Regions from separate parts of the Mus musculus genome. Here region 1 is linked to region 2. A link is a loop called in an ENCODE intact Hi-C map of the cell type or tissue named here. Cell type or tissue: left cerebral cortex. All regions are shown on one strand. Links, peaks and the distances in the headings refer to the core of each region. The heading gives the core; the rest is flanking DNA. Region 1 holds the start of Atxn10 (ataxin 10). Region 2 overlaps Gm34622 (a long non-coding RNA gene).

The links. A loop is a pair of places that touch in the nucleus more often than their neighbours do. Peaks named below come from ENCODE experiments on the same cell type or tissue, not always from the same donor. Only the 100,000 strongest peaks of a DNase experiment are listed, where the experiment ranks them.
Region 1: a loop joins it to region 2, with 2.7 times the contacts of the local background. A loop is called at or near these places in 3 of 42 quality-filtered maps.

The regions. Positions count from the first base shown.
Region 1 is chr15:85,334,366-85,337,273 of GRCm38, reverse strand. Atxn10 (ataxin 10) reads right to left here and starts at 1,019. Exons shown (of 12, transcript NM_016843.4): 1 at 694-1,019. The coding sequence starts at 809. In left cerebral cortex, for the core only: no CTCF peak of the experiment used is centred there; DNase peaks (open chromatin) are centred at 832 and 1,284; H3K4me3 peaks cover 1,487 bases; H3K27ac peaks cover 1,542 bases.
Region 2 is chr15:85,708,108-85,711,015 of GRCm38, reverse strand. Gm34622 (a long non-coding RNA gene) reads left to right here. Exons shown (of 3, transcript XR_384306.3): 3 at 1,031-2,145. Among named protein-coding and RNA genes, the nearest start is that of Mirlet7b, 2.2 kb to the right of the region's middle. In left cerebral cortex, for the core only: CTCF peaks have their summits at 582, 1,294 and 1,494 (motif pointing right); DNase peaks (open chromatin) are centred at 630, 1,490, 1,917 and 2,448; H3K27ac peaks cover 1,287 bases.

The DNA.
Region 1 (2,908 bases), core at 160-2,659, 370 kb after region 2:
CATTACTGTTAAGAGAAAACACCAATGGTGTTTAGTACTAAGTGTCAGGCATGGCCTAAGGATGTAACACGCATCGTCTCATTAAACCCTCACTGTCAACTCAACCAAGGAGGTCCCAGCGAACCTTGTTTCCATTAAACAGACAAGGAAACTGCAGCGCAAACCATACCACAAAAATCCATCAGGAACTGACAGCCTCGCACACTTCTGTTTAAACACGTTTATTTCATCTCAGCACTGAAAACAACGCACCACAGCTCCCATTTTGTAAGGCTAGAAACAGAAGGGTTAGAGGCGATGCTGAGCAGATGTCACGAAGCCAGGCCAGCTCTGCAGGCTCCTGGACAGAACGCCCTCTAACCCAGAGGGAGAAGCGAGCCCGAACACGCCTCCCTTCCCTGGCCACCGCCCTCAGGGCCCCGCCAGAGGAGCCGAACCAACAGCTTCCCCGCCGCCGGCTTGGGGACCAGTGTCGCCATCGTCTGCCCCTCTTAGAGCCTGGCCAAACCCTCGTCCCAGAGCAGGCCTAGGCGAGCGCCACAGAGCCACAACCTGAGCGTGGGCCGAGCTGATGGAGCCCGCCGCCCCGCCTCGCTCGCCGCTGCCCAGCCCAGCCCAGTCAAGCCCAGCCCAGCCCAGAGCCCTCCATGGTTCCTCTTCCTCCTTCCTAGGTGGCAGCCCCCGCGCAGTTACCGGTTACGCTGCTCCTTGAAGAGCGCCGTGAGCGCGCGCAAGGCCTCCAGGTCCTGGATGGGTGCGGGCACCATGATGCCCGACAGCCGGGAGGGTGGCATCCTGGGCGCCGCCATCTTGCCACTCGCTCTGGGGCCGAGCCTGACCAGGCGGAGAGCAGAGCGAAGAGAAGTGGGGGAGACAGACGACAGGCGAGGAGATGGAGACGCGGTCTGCACGGCTCTGGCTTCCGCAGCCCGCGTCACCCAGATCCCGTGGTGCTGCAAGGCAGAGAGCGCGAGACTAGCTGGCTTGCCTCAGGCGAAGAGGACAAGGCGACGCGGCAGGGGGAGGGGGAGGGGGCGGGGCGGAAGTCCCGCCTGAGGGGAGGGGGCGCAGCGGAAGTCCTGCTCCTGCGTAGGGTGGGATGGGGGAGGTCTTCGGTCCCCACGGTGGGGAGACGTGGAGTAAAGACCCCGTCAGAGGACAGAATACTGAGATGAAGGGGTCGGGGTGGGGGGGGGGGGGTGGCCTGTAGAGTGTCCTAGAGAATGAGTGTCTTATCAGGGACAGATGCTTTCCATGAGCAAGGGCCACCATTGGTGGGGGTCCACTCATGCAGAGGTTTCCCTCTGGGGAAGAGATACCAGGCCGAAGCAGCGCCCCCAGAATAATGGATGTTGTCCCTAAGGAGACCTGGAAAGGAGGCCCCTGAGAGGAAGAGCAGGGATACAGGCCAGAGGTGTCACCATGGGAGGGGACCTGCAGAGGAGACTTACCCTCAGGGCATGTGTTGCTAGGCCAACCAGTTCTATTGCAGGAAAACCTGAAATGGAGACTCCAGGGGAGGGAATGCGAGGTTGAGGTGTTCCACTGAGGGAGACCTGAATCGGAGATTCCCACATAGGGAAAAGATGCTGGATACCTCAAGCCATGGAGGAAGACCTTGGATAGAGGCTCCTCATGGGAAGGGGACGCTGATCAAAAATGCCCCCTTGGGAAAGAAGTCTTTCCCAAGACTCCAGGAAGGAGGCTTCCCACAGAGAGAAGGCTGAGAAGAAGTACCTCCCTAAGAGGTGTATTCCTTTCTTGTTGCAATATCAAAATATGTGATAGAAGCAATTTTACAAAGGATAGGTTTCTTTTGGCTCACAGGTTGAGAGTACAGGCCCACGTGGTGGGGACTTGTGACACAGGGCTTTAGGCAGCTTGTCACATTGCATCTATTAAGCCAGAAAACAGACAGCTGGCTTTGACTTTTTTTTTTTTTAATCTAGACCATGGAATGCTATCACCCACACTGGGGGCAGATTTCCACACACTAACCTCATCTAGACAGTTCTTCACAAACATGCCCAGAGGGTTGTCTCTGGTGATTCTAGAACCTTGTCAATTAATACTATAGGGGACCCGGGGAAGAGAGTGGGTGCTTATCAGGAATATCCCCATATTGGGGCTGAAGAGCTTGCTCAGACATTAAGAGTACTCTATCTTCCAGGAGACCTGAGTTTATTTCCCAACATGTGTATGTAGGTATCCTAGATTTTTATTACTGTGAAGAGACACCATGACCAAGGCAACTCTTACAAAGAAATTATTTATTTGGGATTAATTCACACAGTTTCAGAGGTTCAGTCCATTATCAGCATGGCAGGAAGCATGGCAGCCTGCGGGCAGACATGGCGCTGGAAGAGCTGAGAATTCTACATCTTGATCCACAGGCAGCCAGAAGGAAACTCTATTCCACAGGCAGCCAGGAGGCTCTCTTCCACACACTGGGCAGAGCCTGAGCATAGGAGTCCCCAAAGCCCACCTCCACAGTGACACTCTTCCTCCATGAAGACCACACCTCCTAATAGTGCTACTCTCTATGGCCTAGAATTCAAATCACCACAGCGGGAGGGAGGGGCCCAGCAACCTGTAATTCTAGCTCCAGGAGATTTGCAGGAACCCACATGGCATACACTTACACAGATACAAATTAATATATATATATATATATATTTTTAAATGTATCCCCATATAAAGCAACCTGGGACAGAAGGCAGAGGAATATAAAGGAGGCCTCCCTAGAAAGAGACACATTGACTGGTGCCTGGGAGGGGAGGTCCCAGGCAAAAGGTCCCCTGAGAAAGTAGAAGACCTGGACCCTCCCATGTAAGTGTTTTAATCCAGGCTCCTCCCTCAGGTGCCACAGCCTGTCACCAGTTGCTAAGTCTCAGACCCTGAAAGCTGG
Region 2 (2,908 bases), core at 214-2,713:
GCAGAAGGTCATGGGCGCAGAAATGCAAAGACCCACGGGTCAGCCATCACAGCTGCCTCCTAAGCTGCGGCCTCCCCTCAGCCACCTCCCTCCCTCCCTCGCCTTGGCCATCCTCATCTTCAGGTCTCCAAAGACGCAGGCACCTTCTCCCCACGTCGGTTGGTTCAGTCTTAGGATGGTCCATTTCCTGCCAAGAGCCCCCGTAGGTTGGCTCCCTGGTGCCCGTTGGAGGGGTGTGTGTGCTACTGCCTCATAAGGGGCAAAACTTACCTGATTGGGGTGCTGGTAAGCTGTGACCTGGGCTCACTGCTCTCTCCTGGGATGCGGAAGGACTCCCCAGCAGCCTTTTACACAGCTGTGTCTTACAAAGAACAGAGTGGAGACAGGTGAGACAAGGCAGGCTCAGGGGCATACTGAGAACTGCAGCTTGGCCTCCACATAGGCCTTCCCTGACTTATCCTTGAACCCAAGGATGGCAGAGGCCAGAAGAGCCCCGCCACCCGCCCCCCCCTCCCGCCCCCATCACCACCTGAGTGGAGCAGAGGTTGGGCGGGGCGTGTGATCAGTTTGGTTGCTATGGTCTCCTGCTGCCACACGGTGTCGCTGCTGGGAAGCACACCACCCAGTGGAGGCGGTGGATGGGTCAGGAGCCTGACTGAAACAGGGCTGCCTTCCCAGAGCTGCCTCCAGAAATATTCCCCTGGGCCTAAGCTTGGCTTTTCTACAGCCTTCTGCACACACACACACACACACACACACACACACACACACACACACACACACACACCACAAATCCCCCCTGGTATGTGTCTGTCAGGAGTGGTGTAGGCAGATGTGTACAACCTCACAGGGACTCCTGCTGGGTCACTCTGCACAGGATTGGGTATCTTCCTCTTAGGAAGCAGTGAACGTGTGCCTGGGTTCACTCTATGAAACATAGTATGTATTAATACTGATCATCATACTATATGTAGCATTCATTATATATTACATATCTGATATTTGTGTTCAATTTTCTTTATTTTTAAAGGAAGTAAGGCTGTTTAGGGGCACTGACATCCTCGTGGGTCTCAGCTTCAAGCTGCTGGATATAGTTCTGTGACTCCTGAGACCCCCACCTCCGCCCTCCTGCCAGCTACTGCTGGCTCTGCCACTGCTACGGATGTCACCCCCAGGAGACCCTCTATCTCTGGAGAATCATCCCGGGTGGGGCAAGGATGTGCAAGTCTTGCTTCTGTAAGACTCAGCGAGGCTTCTGCATGCTGCCTGGGTTTCCAGCTGATGTGTGGAGCCCAGTTTCCATGTGTTGGGGCCACCCAAGGTCCAGCCTGCTCTCCTCGCTGGTCTTGAACTACCTTGTCCTCAAAGACACTTATGCACATCGTGATAACAGTCCCAGCCTGCCCGGAGGGTTGTATCCTAGGACCTCCAGCCTGCAGCATCTCCTTGGCTCCTGATTAACAACCCCAGGAGTCACTTCTTAGATTAGCCAGCAGGTGGCAGCAGAAGGCCGGCCAGGGACCAGGACCTTCCTGGGTACTTTCCCTGAGGCACAATCTGGGGTGCCCTTGAATCCTGACTCCACCCTCTAAGTGGAAGTGTTTTGCTTCCTTTGTAGGTTGTGGAAGTGGGGAAGTGAGCACAGGGTCTCCCTGGGCTGAACCACTCCCCTGCACCCCAGAACTTCCACTCTGCTGAATGCTGTGTCGTACCCACCCTGATCCCCACATGCACCCCTATCTCTAGTGACAGTCAGTTGTCAGAGAAGAGCCAACAGAATGTAGAGAGGGGCACAGGACATGTCAGAGGTCATCTTCCAGGAAGCTACCCTGACTGCAGAGCACCTCAGAGCTCTCGGATGCTCCCACGCTACCCCACTGGGTGGTCGCCGTGTGTCCTGTCCTGTGTCCCTAGTACTTGAACTCTGCAGAGCAGAGGCCATCTCCCACTGCAGCATAGGAGCCAGGAGGTGGGTGTGACTGGCCAGCATGTCATTCTGCTTGCACAGACACAGCTGGCTGTGGTAGCCAGAGGGTGGGCCTGTGTGAGGGTGAAGGGTTGGGGGCTGGGCTGTGCAGAAGAGTATGGAAGGTAGGCTGTGTGATGGTTTGTATATGCTTGGTCCAGGGAGTGGCACTATTAGGAGGTGTGGCCTTGTTAGGGGAAGTATGTCATTGTGGATATGGGTTTTAAGACCCTCACTCTAGCTCCCTGGAAGCCAGTCTTCTCCTGTTTGCCTTCGGAACAAGATGTAGAACTCTCAGCTCTTCCTATGTCATGGTATTCTTCTGCCATGATGATAATGGACTGAGCCTCTGAACCTGTAAGCCAGCCCCAATTAAATGTTGTCCTTATAGGAGTTGCCTTGGTCATGGCATCTGCTCACAGCAGTAAAACCTTAACTAATTCAGCAAGGGATGAAGAGTGGGCAAAGCTCTGCACAAGGGAGGGGAGGAAGGACTACTCCTCTAGGGCTGGAGGCATAGCAAGAGTCAACAGACTTCACCACTGACTACAGGATAAAGAGAGGTAAAAAGGTGACAATTTATCATCCACCATCGATGTTCCAAAGGACAGCAGGGAGGAGACAATGGGGCATGCCACGGAGTGTCTGAGTGTCCACTCCTGTGTCTCTAGCTGCCAACTCCTATACAGCCATCAAGACCCAGCTCAGATAGCCCCTACTTTGGGAAGCCATCCCTGTTGCTCTCAGAGAGTACTCAGAGAGTCCCTCTGGGTACTCTCAACCCTGGGGCTAGCACAGTATCAGATCTTTGGAAATGGCTGGCTAAGTTTGAGAGGTCTGGTAGCTGAGGGTGGATATAGAGGGGCTCTAGGGGTGTTTGGTCTGCCTAGGTGCGTCAATGGAGGTGTGTGGATATGCAGAGTTGAGGCAGATTGGGTTCAG